Regions from separate parts of the Homo sapiens genome. Here region 2 is linked to region 1. The links are chromatin loops, found by intact Hi-C in ENCODE. Cell type or tissue: Calu3. All regions are shown on one strand.

Region 1 (8,000 bases):
AATTCTTTACTAATACAGCTTTATTCTGTGCATAGGACTGAGGCTATTGGGACCTGAGGGTTGCTAGGATTATAAAACAGTAAATAATAGAAGAAATAATTCTCACCCATCTAAATTTAAGAAAATGAAACAAACTCTCAGGAAGATTAAAAGGTTAGGGAAACATTTGTTAAATTTCTTATTTTCAAATAATTGTAGAAAAATATATAATACATTTTTCTATATGTAAATACTATATTTACATATTCTATATATTCTTTATACTATGTACATGTATAATGTACATGTATTATATTGTACCATGTATAATACAATTATTCATAAAATGAAAGAAAAACATCTGCTGTGTGAAACCTACTACTTCAGCATGTACATGATAAGAAGTTTGGAATTCTTTTAATGTTCTATTATTGTTTCAATATCCAACACCACAAAAATATTGGAGTCTTACTTTCAAAGAATATGATTGACCTTGTGGCATTTTCGTATTGCACACAACACACAAGTGTGGCTTTGTAGGTACACAGGCAAGACACGCTATGGAAAAGAAAGTAAGAGTCAGGCTAACTTTTCCTGGTAGAACATTGTCAACGCTAAAAATGAATTTCATATTTTTTAACTCTTCCACTCTCTTTGAATTATTTCTCAATTTGACACATGACCTAAAATTCGTAATCCATTAGCTCCACATTAATTTTAATTGTTTCACAGATATGTTCATACAGAATTTTAAATGTTTGAAATTCTTGTGTAATGTGAAATCTAATCTTAATGAGAGGTATTTTTTCATTTGCCAGTAAAAATTCCTTAAAATGTTTATTTATATTATTTTCAAGAATAAAATAAAATGTATAACAAAAAATCTTTTTTGTTATTTTAGGATTCCTAATACATTCTAGAGTAAAGGATTATTTTTATTCCTTTGCTCGTCTATTAAATACTTTAATAGAATAGCATCTTTAGCATTTTCATCATGGATTTTAATTTTTTTCATCTTTTCCATAGACAAGCATATTCACAAACCTAACCACTTCAGCCAAAGGTCAACTAAAATAAAAGTTGTGGCATGATGTGATTAAAAATTAGGATTATTTTGAGGGTTTAGCAGTATATGATTCAACAAATAAAAATAATTTATATATTTGTGTGACTCTCCTGATAAATATTGTGCTTGAATTTTAATAAGAATGTGTCTAAATTTATTTTATCTCAAATTAACAAGTGAAAAAAACATGCTTTTATCATTAATAGACATTGTTCTTCATTTCTGAAGAAACCTTCAGGAAAGCAATGTATATTAAAATATAATATTACATTTTAAATGTTTTTGTTTTGGTAGCTCGCTCACTGAGGGCTTGGCAGAAATATTGCACACAATGATCAAGTTAAAATGAGATGGGTTTTGATTAAGTTAGTTTTTATTGCGTAAATGTGGAATAAAAGTAACTAAAACTTGGCAATATTAATCATATATAATTCTTATTTTATTTTCCTTTATTCTATTTTGGCATTCTTCTGTCACTACCTTCAGATACTTTCAAGACAGCACAAAGTTTATTTCAGTTTCTGCAGTAATGCCCTGTGGCCATTTCAAAACTTGAATGAGTGGCCTAAAGTTCAAACCATTGGGCTTACTTAAGTTCATTTTTAAATATATGTATTTAAAAAATGTAATCGTTATTATTCCTCTCTGTTCTCTAAAATATTACCTAGGGAAAAAACTAAGTCTGTATATCTGCTGGGCAGCAATCAGCTTAGAGCTGAGCGGTGGCTGAGCTATTTAGACTGAGTGTGTATGTCCAGTTCCTCAAAGTTTGTATAATTACCTATTGGATTCCTAAAAAAAATGATCTTAAATGTCAGTTATCATTAATTACCACATAGTGCTGTTGTGCTTTACTATAATTGTGCAATCTTTTTCTGTCCTTGTGTCTCTCTCAAAGATGAAAAATAAAAGTAGATCAAGAAAAGTGGCAAGAAAAACGAGAGAAAGTGTACAAATTGTTATGAGTGAGCATTCTTTTTTTGCATTGTTAATAACTCTTAAGCTCCTGTAGAAACAGAAATTTGTTATTCTTATTTAAAACCTGTCCGAAATAATTCCATGCCTTAAAATTTACCTGTTACAAGAAAAGTTGTATGGCTACATTTTCATATTCAAAAAATACAATGTAACAAATAGTTCCTAAATTGTTGCTGGATAACTCAGGCATTACCAGAATACATCTCTATACCTATAGGAATTCTTGGATTCTCCATAGATAGCTCTATTTTTTCTTTGTTATTTCAGGTAACATAACATTCTTTTAAGCAGTAGCTTTTTGGAATAGATTGTGGTCAGCTTTCTATAGGTACAACTATAATGGAAGTTTTCATATAAAGAGCAGGCAGATGAGCTTCGTTGTTAAAAAAATGATGCTTTCTTATTGCATTCAAGATATTCCAAGCAATTTTGAATTAAAAAAACAGGATTCTTTATCTCAGTTTATCACTTCAGATTTTCAAAAACTACCTCCCTTAAGCATTCTGAGCTTTAGCCACAGAAAATTACTAAATAATCCTGTCATGTCATATTCATATATGACCTCCAATAATTTTTTTTCTCTCATTCTTGAAATCAGGAACACTTCTGAAGTTCCATCAATTTTTCAAAATCTTGTTCAATGGTTATATATTCTCAAAAGTTGTTGGCCCGTATCTTCCAAAAATCATTTATTTTCATAATATTTTCTCCCTAATTATAATTATAAAACTTTTTGCAATATACTTATTAAAATATCAATTACACATTTAATTTGTAATTTCATAGCACTGAATACAATATATGGCACATAGTAGGGTTTAATAAACTTGTGCCTTATTGAAAGAATACAAAGATACAAAATTTAAATATCAAAGTAGATGTGAAAAAGAGAAGAGGTTAATTGTATATGTTAAATCCAAGTTCTCAAATTTTCTGCTCCTGTTGGAGGTACAGACTCTGGAGTCTAACTGCCTGGGTGTAAATATTGATCACTTTGTAGCTGTATTCTCCAAGTCAGGTTTCTTAACACTTATGTTTTTTTCCTTCATTGTCGAAATGAGGATGGCAATAGTTTTTATTTTAGGATTATAATCAGGGTTAAAGAAGACAATATATACAAGGGCTTAGAATAATGCCTAGCAATAATGCATACTCCAGAAGTATTTACTATAATTAATATTATTGTGCTGAGACCAGCTAGGTTGGGGGGATCCTAACTCAGCAGCGATAGAGGAATTAAAGACACACACACACAGAAATATAGAGGTGTAAAGTGGAAAATCAGGGGTCTCACAGCCCTCAGAGCTGAGAGCTCTGAACAGAGATTTACCTACACATGTATTAACAGCAAACCAGTCATTAGCATTGTTTCTATAGATATTAAATTAACTAAAAGTATCCCTTAAGGGAAACGAAGGGATGAGCTGAATTAAAGAAATAGGTTGGGCTAATTAACTGCAGCAGGAACATGCCGTTAAGGCATAAATCGCTTATGCTATTGTTTGTGGCTTAAGAATGCCTTTAAGTGGTTTCCGCCCTGGGCGGGCCAGGTGTTCCTTGCCTTCTTTCCCGTAAACCCACAACCTTCCAGCATGGGCATTAGGGCCATTATGAACATGTCACAGTGCTGCAGAGATTTTATTTATGGCCAGTCTTGGGGCCAGTTTATGGCCAGATTTTGGGGGGCTTGCTCACAACATTATTGAAAAGTCTACATTTTGAAGCACTAAACATTTTTTTTCTGACCACTTTAAATCTTAGTGCAGACATTTAAAAATATGGTTTCATGAGTGGTCTGGTACAAAAAAGGGATATTTAAAAAGTAATAAAAGAATCATGAAATAATACTCAATAATAAAAATGAACAAGCTATTATTCAGGCAACAACTTGGTTGAATTTTTAAAAAATTGTGCTGAGTGAAAAAAGCCAGTCTTAATAGATTGAATACAGTATTATTCCATTCATGATAATATTATAGTAATGGAGAATAGATCAGTGGTTATTAGGCTTAAGGAAGTGGGTGGGATGGGGAATGTTTATAAAAGGGCAGAATGTGGATCCTCCTGGTGACAGAACAGTTCTGTATATCGAATGTGGTGTTGGCTACACATACATGAACCTAAACTTGATAAAAATGCACAGAACTAAATGTACACACACACACGCATGCTATTCATAATGAGAACAGCTTAGAGAAGCAAATTGGAAAATGATACAAATGTAATCAGAGATGTCCTTACAATGACTGTGCAGATATCAACTATATGAATGAAAAGAATGCTAACTTCAGCAAAAACTTGGAAAGATTCTGTGGGAAATATACTGAAATTTAAGAAATCTTGCAAAGGGAAACAGCTGTCTGATCTGCTTGAGGAATTACCTTGACTGCCAAATTGTACCGGGAAACCTGACTCTGTCTATACCTTTCTACTTGGAAACAAGTGCTCAGTGAATATCTGTGCATTTCATGCTAATATATTTCTTATTCACTTGTTTTAGAAAATGCCATGTCATGTATTTCTGTGGATAAAGAGAAGACATAAAAATAAGTACAAGTAAGGCTTGGGAAATCTTAAAAAGTTTGGCTGCTTGAATCAATACCAACATCCTGGTTGTAATATTATACTAAGTTTTGCAAGATGTTATCTTTAACAGAAACTGGGTAAAGCATACATGAGTTCACTCTGTATATTAATTTTATATCTGCATGTGAATCTATAATGATCACAAAATGTAACATTTAATTAAAATTTATTAAGGATCAGGCTCATGATTTGTTCCAAAATATTTCAGTAATACCTAAGCATCTATTTCTATTTAGGGATTAAATTAGGTAGTTATATGTACTATAAAAGAGTAGGATCAAAACATTGATCTTGTTACCATCTCCTTTTGCTTTTGTTGCATTTCGTGAACAATAAAGAACAGAAAAAAGTAAACTTAATGGTATTTATATATTTCATACAAGCTGTTATTAAATAAGCAGTCCATATTTATTATAATATTAATTAATTCAAATCTGAAATGATAGTCTTTTCTTGATGGTTATCTAGCTGATTAATTCTTTTCACATGTACTTTCATATAAGAAATCCTCATCTTTGAAGATTAAGTATTTTCCCCACCTTTCACATTTGAGGTAAGGAATATCTAACAAAACCTAATGCCAGGCAATCTCTGGGTAGTACAGACCAGACAATTATTAACAATTTAGATAAAACAAAAGATTTTTCTAGAAAAGGAGTGATTTAATATTAACATTGTTTGAAACTGCTGATTAATTCTTTTTACATGTACTTTCATATAAAAAATCCTCATCTTTGAAGATTAAATGTTTTCCCCACCTTTCACATTTGAGGTAAGGAACATCTAACAAAACCTAATGCCAGGCAATCTCTGGGTAATACAGACCAGACAATTATTAACAATTTAGAAAAACAAAAGATTTTTCTGGAAAAGGAGTGATTTATTACTAACATTGCTTGAAACTACCAAGCCATAGTGATAATACAAAGCAGTCTAGCTTTTAGATGATTTGATTGCTATTTTTAAACTCCGGATGGATAATGGAATAAATACCCTCCCCCCAACACCCCTTGTTCACTATCTACCCTTTCTCACCCCTCATTAGGCCTCGGTCCTTAATAATGTTTCTCACTTCCTTCCCTGCCCTTAGCATGATACATGAATCCTAGATCAAAACAGAAATCCTATCTGTCCTAGAGTCAGCCCAATCATATTGTAGAATTCAGAAAAGGCATAAAAAATCTAGCAACTTCCTGGGATATGTCAGAAGAGGCAACTGAAGGAGATGGCCATGGAAAGAAAAGAGAAGAATATAAAGAGCTAAATAAAAAGATGTTAAAAGTTATCTGTTAAAGTAATAAGATCACAGGCCATTTTATCTGCACCAATCAGAAGGTTGCTAGCCTTAGATTTTTGAGTATTACATAGTATTTTTCATACTGGATTTGGGGAGGTTAAATGACACACCTGAATTCATATTGGATTTCATATTGAATGAATTGCAGACCAAAAACTTAGACTCAAGTCACTTGTTGACTCATTGACACACAGCATATTTAGTGCATAGAACTTGCACCTCATCAATAAATAAATACTATCTTAAAGTTTCATATAGTCTACACATGATACAACAGAATCAGAAAAATCAGGGAAAAAAACACTTATCTTTATGAATTAATATATTTTACTATTGTTTTGGTTACTTTTACAAGCACGTGCTATCAATAACTGGAGAAAGGAAAGCCTGCCTACCTTTTTTGTTCCTAATCTTATTATATAGCACACCAAGTCAAGGCCCATTACCTTCCTTGGCGTGCAGTAGATTATCTTCTAAGCAAACTCACACTTGGACTTTTTACCCTTTGACTTCCTGTCTCTCACTGATCTGGGTACCATACCAGAGGCTTTCCTATAAAAAACGGTTTAGGATTTTAAGATCCATAGTGACATAAATTAAATGAGAGCTGTCTCTGTGGAACAGTAAAACAAAAGCCATTTAACTCTTAGATTTGCTGACCTTTTGATCCTGCATTTGCAAAGAAAGTACTACTGGATCAGGGTCTTGGCTTCTAAGAAGCCATTGAAATGGGCCCAGTAAAGTTTTTAATATTTTATTAGAACATTTTGCTACCTATTGTTTGTATACATCTCTCAAAGGGTGAGAATTTGCTTATGAGTGATTTTTAGAAGTGTGTATATAAAAATGTTTTTTCTAGCTTTAGTTTTCTTCAAAGTGGTTAATTTTCCCTTGGGCTTGATGATGGTACATTAAGTTCTACTTGCAAGAGGAAAGGTGTTTGTATACTTAGATGGAGACAATATTACTGACATTAAATAAAATTCCAAGAAGAAGCTGACTTACCTTTATTGATATAAAATATTAAAGCATTTATTCTCAAGCATTAAATTTGAAACAAGATCACAGGATTCCAGGTAAGGTCACTTGAGGTTGATTTGTTTTAGAAAAATGTGTGGTAAAGAAAAGCATCTTGAGATAGCCTGCCCCCATGATCAATTTTTTGTCATTAAAACAAGTGTTTTCAGAGTCTTCTCTTGGTATTTTTATAAGAATGTGGCCAGAACTGACAAATAGAATAAAACCTTAATGTAAAATTTTATGAATAATTTTTAAAGAAAAATATGTATACCAATGTGTTAAAAAACATTTTAAATATAAAATTGCAAACACCATGAAAGCAAATTAAACTTTTGTAAGGTCATTTGATGTCATTGTCTACCGTGATTGAATGGCCATACCCCTAGCTCAGATAACCAACTTAAAAAATTTCATGAAAGGTGTATGTTTCTGCAAGACAATGCTAGATTTTCTAATCATTTTTTTCTAGATCCATTATTTCTCTCCCAAAGTGACATATATTACCTAATGCATATGTCCTAAAGTGACATATATTACCTAATACTAAATACTAATCTTCAGTGCAACAATACAAACTAGAGCAGGTGTATAGCTCCATGTAACAAAATAAATTATTAATGTAGTCAAATTCAGAAAGGCTCATTTGATTTATAGATAGATCTAAGAGAGATAATTGCATATGCTTTTGTTTTGTTCTATTTTCTCCCAAATTGAACACTCTGCTGTTCTGTAAACATTTAATAAACATTTAATATAATCCAATATTAAAGATGGCAATTTTAAGAAAAAAAACCTGGTAAATTTTTCCAATTTTTCTCATTGCTTGTGTTGTGCTATTTTTCAGTAAATATATTGAAATCACATGATTATTGCTGACACTATTCAATTAATTTAGCATATGTAACACAAACACAATTGTTTCCTATGTTGATCTTCATTTGTTCTTCAATTTACTCTTCCATTAATTCATTCAGCAGCTATATCTTGGGTAATTTCTGTGATTCACAACTAGTGCCAAACACTGTTGAAACACAACAAAGTATATGCTGTTAGAGTCTCTTTTTTTCAGGAGCT
Region 2 (8,000 bases), 470 kb after region 1:
TAGTAAATTTCAATGACTTACTATCATGCATTAGTATAATGTAAAAGTATAGATTTAAAATGGTACTACCTGTGTTTCAAATAAATTTTTGCTGTTTTCAAAAGAATATACATGCAAATTACACAGGGAACATTTATGGAATCTAGATAATTAGCAAAAATAAAAGCAAAAATAGATGTGACACTCTTATAGCTTTTCTAAATTACTCTAAGTTTATGTCTACATGAAGAACATGAGGTCACCAAGTCAGCCTTACTTACCTCACCTGAATATTTATTGAGATAATCATAGAAGAGTATCTGAAAACACTTCGAGAGTTTAAAACATCATACCATAACAGTTGAGCTAGCAATGTCATAGTATGATCTATAATACCAGAGTTAATGAAACTAGATAGAAAATGCTTGCAGCATGTGACAAGCCTCCATTAGACAGAGCTTTATCTAGGCTTTAATATTTTCAAGTTTAGTTAGCTAGTAAATAGTTACATACAGCATCATTATTCTGACATGTAACCTTGCAACTAATATTATTTAATAATCTGACAATATTTTTCACAATGATACCTAGCCTATTAAAATTGAAAAAAAAAAAACAGAAAGGAAATCAAACACTAGGCCCTCTTTAAACTAATTCTCTGAATGTTTTTTGAATTTTTAAGTACAATTTTTGAAGAACAGTATCAGGGGAACTCTTCCGAGTTTTTACATCACCAACATGTTTGAAAGGCTAATTCCATCTTAAGGAGACCACCTTGCCTTATAGTTTGCAATTGTGATAGTAAAATACATATAGACTGTGAGACTTAAAGAAAAGCTTATTTCTGAACAGAACTAAAAAAGAAAATTTATGTCTGCTTATACTCTGAATAAAACTCAAGAAAGTATAGATTCTACATAAAGAGGTCCAAGATTACATTGCAGGCTGAGACGAAAAGGGGTGCTGGATGAGACACAACTAGACTATTCTTATTTAGCTAATTGTTGCTTAAATAATTCAAATTAAGTTTTACCTTCATTCAGATTAGGTGATGTTAGACAGCTGGTTCTTTTCTTTACTGTTTATTACAGAAGAGATTCTAAACTGAAAACCTGCTAAACACATATTTCTCCTACCTTGCACATGAAGACAAATTATACTGCTCAAAGAAAAGAAGTTTTCCTCTGCTTTGAGGATTTGTTTTTGTTGTTTCAGTTTTATTTATTTTAAAATCTATTCTTGATATAGCAAATGCCTTATAGGACTCACATTTGTAAGATTTTTCTTGTTAAGTACAAACTCTTGCCAACTCTCAAAATGGAATGGTTGCAAAATGTCATGTTAAGATTTTTACTAAAGATAGTGGGGGGAAGTTCTCAAAGTCCCATAATGTATGCTAATTACCCCAGAACTGAGCCATGATGTTGGATGTGCCTTTAAAGTTCCAACTCACTTAAGTATTTTTCCTCCAATAACCTCCTTTACATTGGATCATGGATTCATTTTACACCGCATTTGGAGCAGAATCTAATCTAGCTTCAAATCACCTTAGAGTCAGCTATGAGCTGTGGAATCTAGATTATACTCTTGATGTTCTTTCTAGGAGCCTTCTGTTGGCGATTTCTTCCTTTTTTCTTGCTACTATCTTTTGCTGAGAAGATTCCCTCTATGCTTTCCCTGCAATAGGAGGTAGCCAGCCATGTTGTGATTTCTCTCCTTTAAGACTATCTGGAAACAATCACAGAATAGTGTCATATTTTTAAGGGATATTACTTCTGGCAGCAAAAAGAAAAAAAGAGAAAATGACATGATATTTTTGAAAAGTCAAAAATTGCTAAGATTTCTTTAAAAAAAAAACAGCTAACTTTATAAAATATTCCTGACAAGCTCAAAGAACTCGATAGGAAAAAATAAAAGACAAGTAAAACAAACTTCTGCTGCCAGAAGTAATATTAATAATCAAATTAATCTAACTTAAAATGGGCAAAGATATCAATAGACATTTTCAAAAGAAGACATACAAGTGGCCAAAAGGTATATGTAAAAATGCTCACCATCATTAATCATCAGAGAAATATAAATCAAAGCTATAATGAGATATAATCTCACCCCAGTTAAAGTGACATTTATTAAAGAGACAGGAAATAGGGGATGCTGGTGAGGATGCAGAGAAAGGGGAGCCCTCATATGCTGTTTGTGGGAATGTAAATTAGTACAACCACTTTGAAGAACAGTATGGAGGTTCCTCAGAAAACTAAAAATAGAACTACCATATAATCCAGCAATCCCTCTACTGGGTATATATCCAAAAGGAAGGAAAGCAGTTTATTGTAGAAACATCTGCTCTCCTGTGTTTATTGCAGCACAATTAACAATAGCTAAAATATGGAATCACCCTAAGTGTTGATCACTGGACAAATGGATAAAAAATATGGTACATATATGCAATAAAGCATTATTTGGTTATAAAAACGAATGAAATCATGTTAATTGCAACAACATGGGTGGAACTGGATGGCCTTATGTTAGGTGAAATAAGCCAGACACAGAAAGACAAATATTGTTTGTTCTCACTCATATCTGGGAACTAAAAAAAAATGAACTCATGGAGATAGAGTGTATAATGATGGTTACCAGCATCTGGAAAGAGTATTAGCGAGTGTGGTGGGGGGGGTGGAGGGAGAAGGGACAGTTATTCAATACAAAAATACAGTTAGATAGAAGGAATAAGATGCTGTGTTAAATAGCACAATGGGATGACTATAGTTAACAATAATTTATTGTCCTCTCAAAATAACTAAAAGAGTGGAATTGGAATGTTTCTAACACAAATAAATGATAAATGCTTAATGTAATGAATATCTCAATTACCCTGATTTGATCATTACATATTATATGCTTGTATTAAAGTATCATATGTACCTCATAAATATGTACAACTGTCATGTATCCATAACAATTTAAAATTAAAAACTTAAATATTCTTGCCAGACTGACTTCATGGGCAAGCAATTGGCCCAGTCTCACTGCCAGGGACATAGATGAATCCCAGACTTAGTTTAATCCTCTAGTGTGTCATTTTTGAAACTCTTAATGACATTAAATAAGATTCCATGTAATTTTATTTTCCAATAGGTTCCACAATTATGTAGTCAATTCCTGATAGTCCTAAGGATCTAAATAGAACAATCTCTCTCTTTCTTGCATATCATTATATTTCCTCTTGAAAACTCTGCCAATCACTGTAAAACATTTTATTCTGGAAGTGGTGCAAAAGCCTCTTTTATAGAGGGTCTCAAAATCCCATGCCTTTCCCAAATTTCACTTAGATCTATAACCGATACCATTCATTATGCTGGGTAGATCAATGACTGAAGCAATACCCAGTATTTGGAGCAGAAATTGTGCTTTCAATCACTCTTCAGACTGTATAAATCAATTCTACGTTGGAGGAGCTACAACAGTAGCTGTAAAAAGAGAGATACCCAGGCTCAGACATAAGGAAGAAACTACTTTTTGGTAGCAATGGGGACTGGGTATAGAAGATAGCCATTGGTATTTATTCTACTGGCTACTTTCTCACTTCTCTTGTCATTAATTTCCTTCACTAGCTTAGGTTTTAGGCAAGTTGAAAGACAGGGATGATTCTTATCCTATCTGGAGAGGATGAGAGGAAACACAGGTAGTTAGAAAAAGGCTGATAGTGATGGAATTGCAATGGAGTGGCAGTGGAAGATGTGATGGGTATCAATAGAATGTCTTAGAAACACTTGGCCGGCTAAGGAAGCCACATTGAAATTGCCACAAAAGCATTGAAGTTCCGTAATCTTCTCCTAAGTAAATCAAAGCCCATCCAAAGTAAAATGGCTCCTCTTGCTTTACTTGGAGGTATGCAATGTGGTGGTTTACAGATTAATTCTGTGCTCTTCTAAGTATAATCTACCCAAAAGCTTACCAACTTGAAAGAATAGGAATTTTTTATTTTAGTCTACGTGAGACTACATAATTTTATGAGACACACTTTTTGCTTTTTCCCAAGCAGCTTTCCTTTTCAAAATTCAATCCAGTCATCAATGATTGAGCCAATATATTCATATATATATATATATAAAGATGATTGCATTGTATTTGTTTCATGTGAATTTTATTTTTTAATTTTAATTTTTATCTTGTTTCTGAGAGTTGGGTTCTCACTCTGTCATGCAGCTGGAGTGCAGTGGTGTGATCCTAGCTCACTGCAGCCTCGAACTCCTGAGCTCAAGTTATCCGCCCACCTCAGCCGAGTAGCTGCGACTACAGGTGCATGCTGCCACATCTGGCTTACATAAAGTTTAGATGTTTCTGGATGCTTTAAGACTAACTCTTCACCTCTGATAAGAGGGTACTTTTCACATAATATCTTGTTTGAAGAATCTAACTTTCTTGTGTTAAAAAGAACTACTGGTAAGTTAAAGCAATCTTAGTTTTCATGATTGGTTAAATTAAACATAGCCCTTTACCGTATACTACTCTTAGTAAATATATAATTTCATAAATATATATTATCCTAAAATGATATCATCATGAAATTCTTACTTGGTTAATTATTCAAACAAGTTAATTAACTTTATATGCATATGATCTTGATAAAGTGTATAATAAGACAGTTCACAGTAAAACTGCAGTTCTAATTGCCAAATGGATTTAAAACTAAGGTTCATACTCCATTTCTCAATCTCCTGGAGATGAGCTATCCATCTGTGGCACAGGTCTTTACATATGATGTAGTTGGTTCAAAATACCATGAGAAAACAAAGTCATAAAATACTTTGTCAAAACAAATGTCAAATACAAACAAATTTAGAGAAAAAAATTATTTGCCAAATTAAGTAATATCCCCCCTTATACACAATTTATGTGTCAAAATATTTCTATAAATATATTTTTCTTATGATTAGGAAGATATTTCAAGACATCAAGAGAAAGATAATGGAAAAATAGAATATGATATTTTTTCTTTAAAGTGCTTAGGAATTACATAGATTTTGTTACTACTATTACTATTAAAAATGTATTACTCTTTTATTACTATTTTATTACTACTATTTATTTTCTCTATCTCTAACTAAGAGTCTTTGGTTACCTAAAAGTACTTCAGAGATGCCCCATCTGGTTTGGTCTTTGAAGGTATGTATCAGAGGAGGTACGAAAACTTGCAGATGGGCATCTTGGAGAAAGACAAAGTCCACTCCACTATGATGATGGGTTCTTGATTTTCCTATTTCCCTCACTTCATCTTGCCTTTATTGCCTTCCCCTTTTCTCTCTTCCCTTGTCCTCAAATCGTATTTTCACCTCTTCTAAGATATTCAATTCTAGACAATCACATAATTACATAATAGCGCATCATATAGCTTATTTTCATGTTTTAAGGTTAAATAATTATAAATGCTGAAATAAAAGTGGAAGTCATTAATGTTATTCAATGTCTTTAAAAATAAAATCATAATTTATTATTTAAAATTAAATTTTGTTTAAAATTTATTTATACATTTTGGATATAAAGTTTCATAAGTATTATTCTACATTAAAAATTATCCTGTGATGATGCAATTATTTCATGGCTGCGCTGTTCAATACTGTAGATTCTAGCTGTGAGTGATCATCAAGCACTGAAAGCGTGGCTACTCCTCTATTTGTTTAATTTTAAATATTCTAAATATAAATGAAAACAACCACATGTAGACAGTTGCAACCATGTTTCACAATCACACTCCTATACTGTAAAACATGAGCAATTTCTCTTTGTTTTTAGTATAACATCATGATCAAATTAAGAAAGTAATAACTTAGCTCATAAAACTAATTACAGGTATGAATGTAAAGTTTTATATGTATATATAATCCATTGAATGCTTTACATTCTACGAATCATTATAATATCAAGTGCTATTTTTCATTAATTAAACTTTGTATCTAATAATATAAAAGCTGTGTGCTATAAAGTATAAGCAAAAATATTACTTTTGTTGTGAAATACATGCTTTTAACTTTATTGCTATACCTAAGCAAAGACGACAGAGTTTAATATATTATTTTAAAGAGAGAGTAAGGCTTTGGAAACACATAGAGTAGTGAATCAAACGTTCTAAATGGAGTAAGCAACATGAACAAAGTCATATAGGTAGAATTCAGCGTAGAAGAGATGAGTGATAGCTGACAATAAAAATAGTAGTTTTGGGTGGTACAATAGTTTAGAAAGTTGTATTCATTTTTTATTGCTACATACCCAGTTACTATAAAATTTGTGGCTTAAATCAACAAACACATTATTTCTGTTTCCATGAGCAAGGAGTTGTGTCCTCTGCTCAATTGCATAGGCTGAAATCAAGGTGCCAGCTGGTTTATTTCTCATCTGGTGGAAACTACTTCTAGTCTCACTCAGATTATTGACAAAATTCATTTCCTTGGTGGCTGTATGACTGAAGGTCTGGCTTCTTATTGGCTGTCACCTGGAAGCTGGATTTAGAGACACCAGAAATATATGGGTAGATGTTCCCCACTACACCCTGCTGCCAGGCAGAAGATAAGAGGATTCTTCTCTAGAGGAAGGGAACAGTTGCAAAAAATTTATCTACACATCCATGTGAAAAATTTCAGAATGAAAGTCTATGAAAACTGAAGAGTTTTAATTTTTATGAAAGTTAGCTCTAAGGTAGTTTAGGCGGCACCTACAGAGCTTACTTGTAGAAGTAGAATGTAGAATTAAACTCAGCCATTATTTCAAATCCAGCAGTCTCCTGGAACTGGTGGTCCAAAAGACAAAATAAATAAAAATGAAAAAGGTTCTAACATGTAAAATTGATGTACTCCTGCAGCAGATTGATGAATTAGGATTTGAAGGAAAGGTAGAAGAAGGCCAGGGAATGATTAAATTAGTTGGACTGTTGAGAGAGTGAATTTTAGATCCACAAACTTCACAATTGAAAATTTTGCTGCCCAAGAGAAATAAATGAAAATTTGTGATGTGGATGGACTCTTTTAGAGAGTAGGAGATGGCCGGTCCCAGGTAGATGACTATTTGCTGAGAGAACAACACATGAGTTATGTAGAATTAAAGCTACTGGTGAAGAAACAAAAGTTAAGAAAAACAGTCGAAAAGACTGATCATAAGAAGAATTGTAAAAAGAAGGAACAAGTTGAAAGAGAAAAAAGAGTTGGAGGAAGGGAAGAAAGATAAAAAGAAAGGGTTCAAGATAGAGAAAGAAGACATTGACAAAGTAGGTACACAATCCAAACTTGTGAGTGAAGACGAACCAGCTCCCAAAACCCCAAAAGATCACAAGATAGAGGAAAAAAGCTGAAGCAGAAGTAGAGATGAATAAGGGAGAAGGATGATAGAAAACAGAATACTCCTATTCAGGATCAAAGAAGATAAAAAAGCTGAGGTTGAGAGTCATAAGCACGGGAATAAAACTTGGATCAGAGAATAAGATAGAAAATCCAAGTAAAAATAAAAGGTGATCTGATGACAGAAAGAGAGAGAAAGGAAGAAGTAATGTGAAGTCCAGCAGTCAAGGAGAGGACTGTGATTACACATAACACCAAAGTTCATGATATTATATTTCATAGATGTGTTTTTCCATCATATTATTTTTAATTTCTATAGCTATGGTTTACTAAATTTAATAGAAAGTTGTCACAAGCTACAGTCGAAAGTTGTATTTCTACCTTAACCTTGATATTCCATTTATTCAACATGGATGTTTCCCAGTAATCTGCTTGGTTTGCTTAAGTTGTAGTTATGTGATTGCTTTATAATACTATCCATGGTGCAGTTCTGACTTGGGAGAAAATAGAAAGTTTCAGATCTTCTTTCTGTGCCTTGCATAAAGACCTTTCTGACTTCTTCTCCCTATATCATCGTGAGAAAAGGATTATAGCCAGCTTTAAATTGTGTGCCTCACATCTGTCAAAGAAAGCAAGAGAAAGAGCAGAGGATAATGACCTGTCAATCAATAATACTCTTAACTTCTCTGTTTT

Evidence for each region. A loop is a pair of places that touch in the nucleus more often than their neighbours do. Peaks named below come from ENCODE experiments on the same cell type or tissue, not always from the same donor. Only the 100,000 strongest peaks of a DNase experiment are listed, where the experiment ranks them.
Region 2: it touches region 1 in a loop (4-fold over the local background); 14 of 110 quality-filtered maps call a loop at or near these places.

The regions. Positions count from the first base shown.
Region 1 is chr13:70,560,651-70,568,650 of GRCh38, reverse strand. No RefSeq gene overlaps it. Among named protein-coding and RNA genes, the nearest start is that of LINC00348, 450 kb to the left of the region's middle. In Calu3, no CTCF peak of the experiment used is centred here; no DNase peak of the experiment used is centred here.
Region 2 is chr13:70,090,483-70,098,482 of GRCh38, reverse strand. The region is part of intron 1 of KLHL1 (kelch like family member 1); the gene reads left to right. It also overlaps the pseudogene LUC7L3P1. Among named protein-coding and RNA genes, the nearest start is that of KLHL1, 14 kb to the left of the region's middle. In Calu3, no CTCF peak of the experiment used is centred here; no DNase peak of the experiment used is centred here.